Regions from separate parts of the Homo sapiens genome. Here region 2 is linked to region 1. The links are chromatin loops, found by intact Hi-C in ENCODE. Cell type or tissue: endothelial cell of umbilical vein. All regions are shown on one strand. Links, peaks and the distances in the headings refer to the core of each region. The heading gives the core; the rest is flanking DNA. Region 1 has its middle 28 kb from the start of LAP3. Region 2 has its middle 350 kb from the start of LCORL.

Region 1 (7,757 bases), core at 1,789-6,788:
AATCTAGATAACCCAGAGTACTTACTGCAAAGTCAGCGATAGCTCTTCTGTTTTCCACATTGCCGCAAATTTCCCCTAAGGTGAGGCCTGCAGCTAGCTTGAATGGGGAAAGTCAGGGGGTAGGTATAAATTAATATCTTCATAAATTTGTATCAGCCTCACAGGTATGAATCTGTTAAATGTATATAAACATATAAAATATATATGTATCTCTATATAGCCAGCCAAAAGTGGGAAGAAATTGAATTGCCTCTGTATTAAGAGAGACATAATAAAACCAGACAGTAGCTTTGCCTGCCTGATGAAGGGAGGTGGCTCCTACAGGCCACCTGGCCTAGACAGCTGACACCCCCTGGGGTACGGGGACAGTTCTTTGGTGCAGTGATCAGCATGTCCTTAACAGACTGTTCCCGAGGTAATGCCTACTGCGATCTGCTCACCTGTGATCTGTCCACATGCCGTCTGCCTGCGCTGGGTTCTGTGCGTGCACGCAAGTCTCTCTGGTCCAGAAGCCAGAGCTGGGATGGAATTCAAGGAACCACAAAAGTCTCCCTCTCACTGTCAATTTTGAAGAATGAATAAGGGGTAGGCAGGCAAAGGCAAAAAACTCAGGGTGAGGGCATAAATAGAAGCAGAGGTATCGAGGCAGGAAACAGCACAGCCAGGTCACAGCAGTTCAGCACCCACTGGGACAAGCGCAAGACAAGAAGTATGGAAGGAACACAGGCAGGCGAGAAAGGTAGGGCCAGGTTCGAGAAGGATTCCTGCGTCCTGTGAAGGAACTGGGCTTCACTGAGGGCTGAGAAGCAGGATAGGTGGCGCATTAGAAGGAGTCCTCGAGCAGCATGTGGACAGCACATGGGAGCAGAGGATCCAGGCAGGAAGGTGGTGCGGCGTCAAGGGCAGAGGGAGGCAGCCTTCAACCAGTTCAGAAATGAACCAGGGCTGTCATGGGCAGGGTTATGCCCTGCACCGCCCCCCCAACTTATGTTGAAGTCTTGACCCCGGGTACCTCACAATGTGACATATTTGGAGACAGGGCTTTTATTTATTTTGTGAGACGGAGTCTCGCTCTGTTGCCCAGGCTGGAGTGCGGTGGCGTGTTCTCGGCTCACTGCAAGCTCCGCCTCCCGGGTTCAAGAGATTCCCATGCCTCAGCCTCCCCAGCAGCTGGGATTACAGGCTCGCTACCACAGGGCAGATCCCTCATGAGAGTAGATCTCTCAAGAATAGCTTGGGCCATCCCCGTGGTAACAAGTGAATTCTCGCTCTATTAGTTCACAGGAGAGCTAGTTGTTTAAGAGAGCCTGGCAGCTCCTCCTCCCCCCTTGCTTTCTCTCTCACCATGTGACAGGCCTGCTCCCACTCTGCCTTCCACCACGAGTAAAAACTTCCAGGTCGGGCGCGTTGACTCAAGCCTGTAATCCCAGCACTTTGGGAGGCCAAGGTGGGAGGATCACGAGATCAGGAGATCGAGACCATCTTGGCTAACATGGTGAAACCCTGTCTTTACTAAAATACAAAAAATTAGCCAGGTGTAGTGATGCATGCCTGTAATCCCAGCTACCCGGGAGGCTGAGGCAGGGGAATCGCTTGAACCCGGGAGGCAGAGGTTGCAGTGAGCTGAGATCACGCCACTGCACTCCAGCCTAGCGACAGAGCAAGACTCTGTCTCACATAAACAAACAAACAAACAAACAAAAAACAAGCTTTCTGAGGCCTCACCAGAAGCAGAGGCAAGCACTATGCTTTTTTTTTCTTTTTCTTTTTCTTTTTTTTTTGAGATGGAATCTGGTGCTGTTGCCCAGGCTGGAATGCAGTGGCACAATCTCAGCTAACTGCAGCCTCTGCCTCCAAGGTTCAAGTGATTCTCCTGCCTCAGCCTCCCAAGTAGCTGGGATCACAGGTGTGTGCCACCACACTCAGCTAATTTTTGTATTTTTAGTAGAGATGTAGTTTCCCCACATTGACCAGGCTGGTCTGGAATTCTGGACCTCAAGTGATCCACCCATCTTGGCCTCCCAAAGTGCTGGGATTACAGGTGTGAGCCACCACCCCTGTCCTACTATGCTTCTTATACAGAAGCATAGTATAAGATTCTGCAGCATTCTGTCTGCAGAATTGTGAGCGAAAATAAACCTCTTTTATTTATAAATTACCCAGCCTCAGGTATTCTTTAATAGCAACGTAAAATAGACTGACACAACAGCCATCTACAAGCCAAGGAGAGAGTCCTCAGAAGAAACCAACCTTTCTAACATTTTGATCTTGGACTTCTAGCTCCAAAATTATGAGAAAATAAATTTCTGTTGTTGAAGCCACCCAGTCTGTGGCAGCCCTAGCACTCTAATACAAGGGTACAATACGAAGTGGAGGAGGGTCAGGAAAATCAGCAAGACATCAGTTGCAAGAGAGGATAGAGAAGAAAGGATCGGGGAGGTCTCCCAGACCTCTTGTTTGACGACTGAGTAGAAGGCAGTGTCACTACCTGTAACGGGATCCAGGGATGAGGTGGATCTCAGGGCCTGTGGATGAGACATCCCAGTAAAAATGCGTAGCAGACAGTTGGATGTAAAAGTCTGAAGCGTTTCAAGAAGAGTGAAACAACCATGATTTTTGTCCCATTTCTGGGACCCTATTGCTCTGTGATATCTCTGAGCCTCAGTTTCTTCAACTGTAAAAAAGGTATATTGGCGGGGCGTGGTGGCTCACGCTTGTAATACCAACACTTTGGGAGGCCGAGATGGGTGGATCACTTGAGGGCAGGAGTTTGAGGCCAGCCTGGTCAACATGGGGAAACCCCATCTCCAGTAAAAATATAAAAACTAGCCAGGGGTGGTGGTGCATGCCTATAATCCCAGCTAGTGGGGAAGCTGAGGCAGGAGAGTCATGTGAACCCAGGAGGCGGAGGTTGCAGTGAGCCGAGATTGTGTGACTGCACTCCATCTCAAAAAAAAAAAGGTATACTAATACCTTTCCTGTCTACCAAGGAGAGTAGTTGAAGGGGCAAATGATAATAATACCATACATGTAAAAATTTCCTGAAAACTGAATAAGGCAGCATTAAAAAAAAAAAAATATATATATATATATAATTATATATAAGCTTTTCTGGGACGCCACTTTTAAAATCAAAAGATGATTTTAAAGCTTTGTTGAGTTCAGTTGAGGCTTTAAGAACAATTTGCCACAAAATGACAAAGCTCGTTCTGGGCATGATCATTTTATCAAATCCTGGATCTGGTAGTTAAAAGTGTCATTGTTTTCTTTTTTGTTTTGTTCTGTTTGTTACCAAAGGCTATAATTATTTGGTGGCAATTTGCCATTTCTGGAATCTTAATCATACTGGCTTATAATGTGGTCTGCTCTGAACAGAGCTTATTTATAACTACACAACTATGTGCATTTTCTTTAAGACTTAGGAGGAATATTATAAATCAGGGATAAATTGTTTCATAAGTGAATCAGAAAGAAACTAGAGAAGTAATGAGCTTTGACTGCCTTAGGTATTGTTGCTGTGATTGTTAAATGCATTAGCTAATAGTTTTACCATGGATACTATATAATACTATCACACCGTATATGTTTTAATAATCATATCAAAGCAATCCATGGTGCAAAATAATTTCTAAACTATGATTCTAAGGTTAAACATGTCTAAAAATGAAAGTGGTATGACCACCGTTTGCCACTAGGGGGAAGCAATCGATTGACCATAAACTCATCATGTCTCAGCGGGCGTGGGGCTGCCGGTTGGATCAAGGAATCTTGAATGATTCTTTCAGCTCAGAGTCACTCTGTGATTCCACTATGCTTCCAGTTTCAAGTTCCAATTGAGTAAGGAAATACCTTTTAATATTTTAGATAACGTTGCTAAGTATAACGAGGGTTATTTCTCAGCGGGGTGTTGCAGGACCCTAGGAAACAAAAACTGTTAGAACTTTAGAGGTCTTGACTGGGCGCAGTGGCTCACGCCTGTAATCCCAGCACTTTGGGAGGCCGAGGCGGGCGGATCACGAGGTCAGGAGATCGAGACCATCCTGGCTAACACGGTGAAACCCCGTCTGTATCAAAAATACAAAAAATTAGCCGGGCGTGATGGCGGGCGCCTGTAGTCCCAGCTACTCGGGAGGCTGAGGCAGGAGAATGGCGTGAACCCGGGAGGCGGAGCTTGCAGTGCGCCGAGATCTCGCCACTACACTCCAGCCTGGGCGACAGAGCGAGACTCTGTCAAAAAAAAAAGAATTTTAGAGGTCTTACATCCTACCAGTAACCTGTAACGTCACAGCCATAAAGGTTTTCTCTCTGGTCCTCTGTGTCAGCGCAGGGTTGTAAAAATCAAATTACTATACTTGATTAATAACTCATCAAGGATAAAATAGTATAATACATAGGCCCAGCAACTCTAACAAGTGACTGGCCTTTTTTTTTTTTTTTTTTTTTTTTTTTTTTTGTGAGACAGGGTCTCACTTCTCACCCAGGGTGGAATGCAGTGGTGCGATCTCAGTTCACTGCAACCTCCACTTCCCGGGCTCAAGCAATCCTCCCACCTTAGCCTCTCGAGTCTCTGGGACTGCAGGCGTGCGCCACCACACCTGACTAATTTTTGTATTTTTTGTAGAGATGGGGTTTTGCCATGTTGTACAGGCTGGTCTTGAGCTCCTGAGCTAAAGTGATCCGCCTTCTTTGGCCTCTCAAAATGCTGGGATTAGAAGCGGGAGCCACCACACCCTGCCCAAACTCAATTTTATATCTATAAAGTTTCATTCTTTTTAAAGATTATCACTGTAATAATATATATCAGAAAACTTAAAAAAATACAAAATTATGAGAAAGAAGATAAAGATGAAACCACTGTTTATATTTTATTTTCTTAAATGGTTTCCCAAATTACTGTATTTAATTAAGTCAACACCTTAAATCTCTTCTGGAATAAGGAAAGCAGGATGGGTAGATAGACCGACACAGATGTGAGGAATTATCTCAATAGTTTCCAAACCTGGCTGATGGTCAGAATTACCTGGTGAGCGTTTTAAAACTAAATCAGAATCTCTTTGGAGAGGGAGGAGAGGAAAGAAGGAAGCTAGACTCCAGAAAGAGAGAGAGAGCGAGCGAGAGAGGAGTGTGTGTGTGGTGTGTGTGTTTGGAGTTACCCAGTTGATGGTTTAGAGTTGGCATTTGCAAACTGCTGAGGTAAACAAGTTTGCAGGTGTTGCCACAGAAAATATACAGAGCTTCCTTGGTGTTCATGGGGATGTAAAAACAAAAAAAAAGAAAATATAAGGACCAGAATGGTTAAGAACTTAAATTCAACCCCAATAGTGAAGACCAAATTAGAATTAAATTATTTTACCAAAAAAGAAAAATTACTTTGTCATATGAAAAATCGTGGCAAGCATACATTTGACGTATTGATAACTGTAATGATACGTTTGGGTTTTTTTTCAGTCAGTGTTCTTTTATTAGAGAAAGGAGTTTATTGTAATCCTCAATACTGAGAACAGTTTGTCTCTGAAAGTATATGTAGATGAGCAAACTGCTAAACAAGAAAACAGTCCAGGCGCAGTGGCTCACACCTATAATCCCAGCACTTTGGGAGGCCAAGGTGGGCAGATCACGAGGTCAGGAGATGGAAACTATCCTGGCCAACATAGTGAAACCCCGTCTCTACTAAAAACACAAAAATTAGCCGGGCGTGGTGGCACATGCCTGTAATCACAGCTACTCGGGAGGCTGAGGCAGGAGAATTGCTTGAACCAGAGAGTTGGAGGTTGCAGTGAGCCAAGATCACACCACTGCACTCCACCATGGTGACAGGGCAAGACTCCATCTCAAAAAAAAAAAAAAAAAAAAAAAAAAGAGAGAAAGAAAGAAAAGAAAAGAAAACAAGAGTTCTCATTCACAAAGGACCTCTGCAGTTTAAAAATAAAAAAAGGCATCAGGATTTCTCAGGACAGTCACTTACATTTCAGGGACACCAGATTATTCTCTTTTTAATTTTGAGACAGAATCTCACTCTGTCACCCAGGCTGGAGTACAGTGGTGCCACCGCCGCTCACTGCAGCCTCAACTATGGGCTTGTGCCACCACACTCGGCTAATTTTTGTAGTTTTTGTAGAGACAGGAGTCTCACTATGTTATCCAGGCTGGTCTCCAAGTCCTGGGCTCAAGTGATACTACTGCCTCTATTTCCCAAAATGCTGGGATTACAGGTGTGAGCCACTGCTCTTGGCCCAGGGTAGTATTAAAGGAAGATCCCAGACCTGACAGAGGTGAAAATAAGAGAAAAGATGATTAGTCTCCTTTATTGTGGAAGCAGAAGAATGCCAAGAAATTCTTTAAAAGGCAAGTGGTTGGCCATTAATAATCGCCTGGGCTGGGAGTGCAGTGACTGTGGGACTTTGCATAATTTGAATGTTTATTTTATTCTAATATTTTTCCAAGAAGAAGCCATAATTTTATTTATGATAGAAACAGGTACAAATTTCAAACCAAGTTGCAGTTATTCTTTTGAAACACACAAAAACAGTCATTTTCAGGTGGTCACATTGTTAATTCTGTAATAGCAGTTACAATATGATTACTCTTGTTCTTCAAGGCTCGGACTTCCTTTGCTCTCAATACATTTGCTTGTGACATGACCAATTCTACGTCCTTAACTTCCACACCTGTATCATCAACCTTTTCCTCTCCAGTCTCGTCTTGTATAGTTGGAGTCTGTGTGTTTTCTTGAATGTTTGAGACAGCTCACTCTGTGTCTTAGCAGGTGCTACCCATGCTTGTTAAGATAAATCCTTGATCTTGGCTTCCCCAAAAACACACACATAGGTATCCGAAGCAGGATTCTTGTAGACATCTGGTTTTGTGATGACAAAGAAGATATTCTTAGATTTCCAGTAGTGACTGTAGTAACCCCTGTTATCTACGGAAGACCGAGTTTGGACATAGCCTTACGTGCCTTCTTTTCACTCTAACTCTGTTTTGCTTTACTGATTGACACTCATTGATTTCAGCTGCTGCTGCCAGCTGGGCTGCTTGTGTGGTATCTCTGTGGAATCCTGTTCCTCGAGCTCTGGTACTGATTTATCACTGTCAGCTTCTGTTCCAGACCCGGTCTCCACCTGGGGCTGTGGCAACTCCTGCTCTGTAGCAAGAATGGTTTCTGTGGCTTCACCAGGCATTTAGTGCAGGGAACTTGAGACCAGGATGGTGGCAGAAAGACAGCCAGCAAGAAGGCAACAGTTTGTTTTTTAAAAACTAAATGGGGCTGGGCGCGATGGCTCACACCTGTAATCTCAGCACTTTGGGAGGCCCAGGCAGGCAGATCACTTCAGGTCAGGAGTTCAAGACCAGCCTGGCCAACATGGTGAAATCTCATCTCTCCTAAAAATACAAAAATTAGCCAGGTGTGGTGGTGTGCACCTGTAATCCCAGTTACTTAGGGGGCTGAGGCAGGAGAATTGCTTGAGGCCAGGAGGCGGATGTTGCAGTGAGCCGAGATTGAGCCACTGCACTCTAGCCCGGGTGACAGAGCAAGACTCCCTCTCAAAAAAATAAAAATAAAAAATAAAAGAAAAAAGAAAAGAAAAAAAAAACAAAAAAAACTAAATGTACATCATATGACCCAGCATTTATGCTCCTGGGCATTTATCCCAGAAAAATGAAAACTTATTTCCAGATGAAAGCTTGTACACAAATGTTCATAGCAGCTTCATTGGGAATTACCAAAAACTGGAAGCAACCAAAATGTCCTTCAA
Region 2 (8,696 bases), core at 2,218-7,217, 820 kb after region 1:
TGTTTACATTTATAATTGTATAAGAATTGTAAGTCAATACCTCTGTGGTAAACAACTTTATTCATTAGACTACAATACCTAGATATAATTTCTTTTGCCTTTGCTCTTACAGACTTCACACATTTCTAAAGTTGTTTAGATTACCACCTTTATTCTTTCATGTCCTTCAGCGAAGTTGTTTTGTACACTTGTAGTACTGTCATAATGTTTTCCTAAATTCCAGATTCCATTCTTGGATTCCAAAATATTTAGTTAAAAATTACAATTATTGATGTTCACTGTGTTTTGAAATTCAATGGATTTTTGACACAAGAGTATAATGTATCCGTCATCACAGTGTCATTCAGAATAGTTCCACTGCCCTAAAAAAGATCCCATCTTTCATGCTTCACCTACACAACCCTTACCTTTCCCATCTTCTCTCTGAAATCTGACCTTTTTACCACCTCTATAGCTTTGCTTTTTCCAGCATGTCATAGAATTGGAATCATACAGTATGTAGTCTTTCCCCATTGGCTTTTTTTTTTACTTAGCATTATACATATAAGGTTCATCCTTGTCTTCTTGTGACTTGAAAGCTCATTTCTTTCTATCACTGAATAATATTCCATTGTATGGGTCTACCATAGTTTGTTTATTTATTCACCTTTAAAAGACATCTTGTGCAAATTTTTGTGCAGACATAGTCTTTCAACTTATTTGGGTAAATATTTAGAAGCATGATTGCTGGATGGATGGTGATATGGTTTGGCTGTGTCCCTACCCAAATCTCATCTTGAACTGTGGCTCCTACGATTCCCACGTGTCATGGGAGGGACCCAGTGGGAGGTAATTGAATCATGGTGGCAGGTCTTTCCTGTGCTGTTCTCATGATAGCGAATAAGTCTCATGAAATCTGATGGTTTTATAAAGGGGAGCTTCCCGGCACAAGTTCTCTTCTCTTGTCTGCCACCATATGAGATTTGCCCTTCACATGATTGTGAGGTCTCCCCAGCCATGTGGAACTGTGAGTCCATTAAACCTCTTTTGTAAATGGCCCGGTCTCCAGTATATCTTTACCAGCAGTGTGAAACGGTCTAATACAGATGATAAGACTTTGTAGAAAACTCAGTTTTGCAAGAAACTGCTAAACTGTCTTCCAAAGTGGCTGCACTATTTTTCATTCCCATCAACAATGAATGAAAGTTCCTGTTGTTCTACATCCTAATCAGTAATTAGCATTGTCAGTTCTATGAACTTTTGCCATTCTAATATGCATATAATAGTATCTCATTATTGTTTAATTAACAATTCTTGATGACATATAATTTGGAGCATCTTTTCATAAGCTTACTTGCCATTTGTTTATCTTTCATGAGATGTTTGTTAAGGTCTGTGACCCATTATTTAATCAGGTTGTTTACTTAATGTTGAGTTTTAAGTGTGCTTTGTATATTTTGGATAGATGTCCTTTATCAGATATGAGTTTTCCAATTTTTTCCCCAATCTGTTGCTTATCTTTTTATTCTCTTACAGTATATTTTGCATATCAGAAATGTTAAATTTTAATTAAGTCCAATTTCTTTTTCTTTCATGAATTGTGATTTTGATGTTGTGTCTATAACATAATCACTAAACCTAAGTTCACCTAGATTTTCCTCTGGAAATTTTATAATTCTAATTTTACATTTAGGTTTATAATCTATTTTGAGTTAAATTTTCTGAAACATGTAAGGTCTGTGTCTAGTACTTTCTTTTTGCATATGAATGTCCAACTTTTCAAGCACCGTTTGTTGAAAAGACTATCCTATACTTTTTTATTTTTTTGTTTTTATTTTTTTACCAAATTGCCTGTGTTCCTTTGTTAAAGATCAGTTGATTATATTTGTTTATGTTCTTTCCCAGGTTCTTTTCCAATGATATATGTATCTATTATTTTCCAATATATGTATCTATTATTTTCCAATGATATATGTATTTATCCTTTTACTCATGTCACATTGTCTTGATTATTGTAGTCTTATATTGAGTCTTGAAGTAGAGTAATGGGAATCCTCCAACTCTGTTCTTCTTTAGTATTGTGTTGGCTATTCCAGATTTTTTTCCCTTTCTCTATAAACTTTAGAATAAGCTTGTCAATATTTTTAAAAAGAGCTTTTTGGATTTTTGATGGGATTATTATGAATCAATAGATCAAATTGGGAAGAAATAACATTTCAAATGCATTTATTCTTCCAATGCACAAGCATGGATTATCTCTCCATTAATTTAGATATTCTCATATTTCTTTGATCATTGTTTTATAGATATCTGCATAAAATTTCTGTCCATATTTGGTTAGATTTGCATGTAAGTATTTCAATTTTTTTATTATTTATTTTCTTCTTTTTTCTTTAGGCTTTAATTGCTCTTTTTTATCTAGTTTCCTAAGGTAGAAATTTATGGCATTGATTTTAAATCATTCTTCTTTTCTAATATACATGTTTAATGTTATAATGATTCCTTCCAGTACTGTTCTAGTTGTTTCTGATAAATTTTGATTTGTTATATTTTTATTTTTATTCAGTTGAAAATGTTTTCTAATTTCACTGTGATTTATTCTTTGACCTTTGGGTTATTTAGAAGCATGTTGTTTAATTTCTAAATATTTGGGGATTTTTCAGCTTTCTTTCTATTGTAGGTTTCAATTTTAATTTTTCTGTTGTCTAAAAACATATTTTATTTCTGGTATGACTTCCATTTTTTTTTGAAGATGTTAAGGTGTAGTTTTGGACTAGGTTGTGGTCTTCTGGTGAATATTATATATGGGAACAATATCCATTTTGTTGTCATTGGATGAAACATTCTATAAATGTAAATGCCAATTAGATCAAGTTGATTGATAGTGCCATTCTAACTAATTTCTTGCTGACTTTCTGCCTGCTTGATCTATCAACTACTACAAGAGAGATGTTGAAATTTCTAACCATAATATTAGATTTGTCTCTTTCTCTTTTCAATTCTATCAATTTTTACCTCTTTTGTTTTGACACTGTGCTGTTAGGTGCAAACACTTTTAGAAATGTAATGTTGTTTTCAGATAATTGATTTCTTTATCATTATGTAAGGCCTCTCTTTGTCTCTGATAATATTCCTTGTTTTGATGTCTACTTTGTCTGAAGTTAATATAGCTACTCAAGCTTTCTTCTGATTTTTGTTAGCATAGTATGACTTTCTCTCTCTTTTTTTTAATCTATCTGAGTCTTTTTATTTAAAATGGTTTCCTCATACATCTCTTAGAGTGGATATTGTTTTTTAAAACCATTTTGGCAATCTGTCTTTTAATTAATATATTTAAACCCTTTATTTAAAAGTTTGATGGATTAGGTGGATTTTTATATTCCATGTTTGGTTGTTCTTGTTTCTAAGTGTTCCTTGAACACCATTTCCATTTCCCCCACCATTTCTGTTTCATCTTGTTTTAACTGAGTATTTTATATAATTTGGTTGTATCTTCTTTCTCAGCAATTGATTATGCTTTTTTAAGAAATTATTGTAATGGTTACCCTAGAGTTTCCAATTTACATTTTAAGATAATCTAGAAGGTTTTATCCCCAAGGTGCTGAATTAGAGGCTTTCAGCATGCCTCAGCCACTTGGAAATAGCAAGATAGTGCACAAAGATAAACTCTGTGAGCTTTAATTCAAGAAAGAAAACAGGAATCCACTGGAGTCATGAGGGTACGCTAGATTCCAGGGAGAAGAATGTGGGCAAACAGGCTCCATGATGGAGTCTCGATGATAAAAAGATCCTGATACAGGGAGGCCCTCTCTCCCTTATGCCTGGGTAGACCTCCAGGCATTCAGACCATGCACACTTCTGTTTCAGCAGCCTGAGCCATCCCACCGTTCCTGGACATAGCTCATGGTCCAGTGAGACCCTCTCCACCCCCAGGCAGATTCCCAGGCATTTGGAGCACCAGCTCACCTAGATCAGCAGACTGAGCTGCCCTATCCTTCCTGTGCAGAGATCCTGATGCAGGAGGGCCCATTCTACTCTATGCCCAGGCATCTGGATGACCCACTTTCTTGAATTAGGAGTTTAGGCCACCCCCATCCCCACGTAGAGAACTTCAGGCCAAGGAGGTTTCCCAGTCTCATGCCAGATAAAGAAATAAAAAGAACAAATTCTACCTGCATGAAACAATTACAAGACTTAGAAGTGCCAAAATCTTCAGATGAGAATAAAACAGCACAACAATTCTGGCACAAAGTTGGTTTTCCAGCTCCATGCTTAGGCACACCTCTGGGTGCTTGGTGGCCATCCACTGGATTCTCCTTCAGCACTAGTGCTTGTGTCTGCCATCAGGGGACTGGTACTCAGACCTGCCCGATCCTGTCTTGCTCATTGTGGCTCCCACTCTCCAAGGCTAAGCAGGGAGTTTGGACCATTGTGCACTCTATGAATCAGCATTGTCTGAAGCAACAGAGAACTTCTCCCAGAAAACAAGGATCATATATACACACACACACACACACACACACACACACACATACATACATACATACATACATACATACATACATACATGGCTGCAGCCTGCTCTTACCCATAAGTGCCATCTACTGGCTTGTAGGTTAAACTGCACAGCCCAATATATAATAAAACTGTCCGACAGAAGTGCATAGGGCTAGAGAAGAAAAGCCAAAAGAGCATACCTAGCATTCTCTACAGTCACACTCCCTAGAGAGATGAGAAAAGGTAAAAAGAAAGAAGAACAAAAAAATAATATTATGGGGAAAGAAACAAAAATTCTACCTGCATGAAAACAATATAAAAATTAGATGTGCCAGTGTCTCCACATGAGAAGGAACCAGCACAAGAGTTCTGGCACCATGAAAAATCTGAATGTAGTTACAGCAACAAAGGATCACATTAGCTCTCCAGCAATGGTCCCTAAACATAATGGAAACCCAGAAGTGACAGATAAATAAAGCAAAGAATGGATTTCAAGGAAGCTCAGTGAGATCCAAGACAAGGTTGAAAATCAAGAAAAGGAAACCTTTAAAGCAATCCAGGAAATGAAGGAAGTGATGAACATCTTAGAAAGAAATCAATCATAGTTTCTAAAACCGAAAAACTCACTTGAGGAATTTCAAAATACATTTGAAAGCTTTATCCATATACTGGACCAAGCAGAAGAAAGAATTTCAGAGCTCGAAGACCAGTCTTTTGAACGTACTGAGTCAGACAAAAATAGAGAAAAAAGAATTTGAAAAGAAAACAAAATCTTCGAGAAATATGGGATTATGTAAAGTGACCAAACCTACAGGATATTGGCATTCCTGAGAGATAAAAAGTAAACAATATGAAAAACATATTTGAGGAACTAATAAAAACCAAACATTAATCTTCTAGAGAGGTAGATATCCAGATACGAGAAATCCAGACAACACCAGAGAGACACCGTACAGAACAAACACCACCAGAACAGACTCTCCAAGGTCATTGCTAAAGAAACATATCTTAAAGGCAGCTAGAGAAGAAGGTCAGATCACATAACAGTGGAAAGTACATCAGGCTAACAGAAGAATTCTCAGCAGAAACCTTACAAGCCAGGAGAGGCTAGGGGCCTATTTTCAGCATTCATAAAGAAAAGAAATTCTAAGAATTTCATATCCCACCAAACTAAGCTTCGTAAATGGAGGAGAAATAAAATATTTTCCAGGAAAGCAAGCACTAAGGAAATTCTTTACCACTAGACCAGCCTTACAAGAAATCCTTGAAGGAGTTCCAAACATGGAAATGAAAGAACTATACTTGCTACCACAAAAACATACTTAAGCACTACATAGCCCACAGACCTTATAAAGCAACCACATAATAGAAACTGCAAAGCAAATAGCTATCAACTTCATGATATTATTAAAACCTCACATATCAATATTAATTTTGAATGTAAATGGCCTAAACACCTCACTTAAAAGGAACAGAGTTGCAAGTTGGATAAAAAACAAGTTATCCATCTGCTGTCTTTAAGAGACCCATCTCACATGTATCAGCATGTAACCACATCCATAGGCTCAAAGCAAAGGATCAGAGAAAGCTCTAACAAGAAAACAGAAAAGAATAAAGAGCAGGGGTCACTATTCTCATGTCAAATAAAACAGATTTTAAACAAACAACATTAAAAAAAGGGCAAAGAAGGGCATTGCATAATGATAAAAGGTTCAATTCAACAGGAAGACTTAACTATCCTACATGTATATACACACACACACACACACACATATATACACACACACACACACACACACACACACACACATAAAAAATTGAGGAGGAGGGCATCCTACCTAACTCATTCTATGAAGCTGGTTTCTGCATATGCTCTGTGTTCTGTTCTGCATATGCTCTATGTATATATGCGTATATATATACACCTATATAGGTGTGTATATATATACGTATATACACATATATAGGTGTATAATATGTGTATATATGTGTATATATGTATATCTGTATGTGTATATATGTGTATATATGTATATCTGTATGTGTATATGTGTACACATACGTATGTGTATATGTGTACACATACGTATGTGTATATGTGTACACATACGTATGTGTATATGTGTACACATACGTATGTGTATATGTGTACACATACGTATGTGTATATGTGTATATATACTGTATATATACACACATATATACGTATATACACATATATGTATATACGTATATGTGTGTATATGTATATATGTGTGTATATATGTGCATATATATGTATATGTGTATATATGTATATATGTGTATATATGTCTATATACGTATATATACACACATATACGTATATATGTGTATATATACATATATGTGTGTATATATACACACATATATGTATATATGTATATATAGGTGTATATATGTATATATGTATGTGTATATATGTGCATATATATGTGTATATATGTATATATGTATATATGTGTATACACATATGTACACTTATATGTATATATACGTGTATTTATACACGTATATATACGTATATACGTGTATATATATGTGTATATGTATACATATATACACGTATATACGTATATATCTATATATACGTATATATGTATACGTATATATACACGTATATATGTATATATCTATATATACGTATGTGTATATATACGTATATATGTGTATATATGTGTGCGTATATATGTATATACGTATATATACACATATGCGTATATATACACATATATACACACATATATACACATATACGTGTATATATGTGTATACATGTGTATATACACACACATATATATACACACACAGATATGTACATATATATATGTATACACACACCCAATGTTGGAGCAACCAGATTCGTAAAACAAGTAGTTATCTATCTACAAAAGACTTAGACAACCACAGAATAATAGTCAGGGACTACAGCACACCACTGACACATTAGATCATTCAGGCAGAAAACTAGCAAGTAAATTCTGGACTTAAATTTGACACTTGACTAGTTGGATCTCACAGGCATCTACAGAACCCTCCACCCATCAACCACAGATCATACTTTCTTTGCATCTGCATATGGAACATACTTCAAGATCATCACATGGTTTGCCAGAAAGCAAGTTTCAATAAATTAAAAAAAATTTGAAATCATACCAACCATACTCTTAAACCACAGTGAAATAAAAACAGAAATTAATACCAAGAAGATTTCTCAAAAACACACAATTACGTGGAAATTAAACAACTTGCTTCTCAATGACTTTGGGTAAACAATGAAATTAAAGAAGGCATCAACAAATTCTTTGAAATAAAAGGCGACAGCGACAAAACATACCAAAGTCTCTTAGCTGCAGCAAAAGCAGTGTTAAGAGGAAAGTTTGTATCAGTAAATGCCTACCTAAAAAACTTAGAAAGATCTTGAATTAATGATCTAACATCATACCTAGAGAAACTAAAAAATAATGAGCCAACCGCAAAGCTGGTAGAAGGAAAGAAATAGCTAAAATCAGAGCAAAGCTGAACAGAATTGAGACCCCCAAACTGAATACAAAGGATCAAAGAAACCAAAACCTGCTTTTTTGAAAGGATAAACAAGATCAGTAGACTGCTAGCTAGAGTAACAATGAAAAAAAGAGAGAAGATCCAATTAGAAATGACAAACGTGACATTACAACTGATCCCACAGAAATATAAAAATAATCCTAGAGACTATTATGAACATCTCTGTGCACACAAACTAGAAAATCTGAAAGAAATAGATAAATTCCTAGAAACACATAATCTCCCAAGATTGAATTAGAAAGAAATCAAAACCCGCAAGAGACCAATAATGAGTTCTGAAATGGAAACAGTAATAAAAAACCTAACAACAACAACAACAACAAAAAAAAGCCACAGACCTGACGAATTCACAGCTGGATTCCACCTAACATACAAAGAAGAGCTGGTACCAATTCTACTGAAACTATTCTAAAAAACTGAGGAGGAGGGCATCCTACCTAACTCATTCTATGAAGCTGGTTTCTGCATAGGCTCTGTGTTCTGTTCATTTCTCTTCTGTGGATTCTAGGAGAGTATCGTTTGTCTCTTGCCTGCCATTTGGGCTAAAATCCAGCTCCTGATGTATGTTAAGTATGTATGTTAAGGAGCTGCAGTCTCATAATCCTAGAAGACATAGTAGTCTTGGACACTGCTAGTGG

What was found. A loop is a pair of places that touch in the nucleus more often than their neighbours do. Peaks named below come from ENCODE experiments on the same cell type or tissue, not always from the same donor. Only the 100,000 strongest peaks of a DNase experiment are listed, where the experiment ranks them.
Region 2: a loop joins it to region 1, with 19 times the contacts of the local background. A loop is called at or near these places in 14 of 110 quality-filtered maps.

The regions. Positions count from the first base shown.
Region 1 is chr4:17,545,571-17,553,327 of GRCh38, forward strand. It overlaps the pseudogene NACAP5. Among named protein-coding and RNA genes, the nearest start is that of LAP3, 28 kb to the right of the region's middle. RefSeq lists an enhancer at 3,974-4,093. In endothelial cell of umbilical vein, for the core only: a CTCF peak has its summit at 3,702 (motif pointing right); a DNase peak (open chromatin) is centred at 3,741; H3K4me3 peaks cover 380 bases; H3K27ac peaks cover 398 bases.
Region 2 is chr4:18,362,618-18,371,313 of GRCh38, forward strand. No RefSeq gene overlaps it. Among named protein-coding and RNA genes, the nearest start is that of LCORL, 350 kb to the left of the region's middle. RefSeq lists an enhancer at 4,664-4,723. In endothelial cell of umbilical vein, for the core only: a CTCF peak has its summit at 4,570 (motif pointing left); a DNase peak (open chromatin) is centred at 4,574.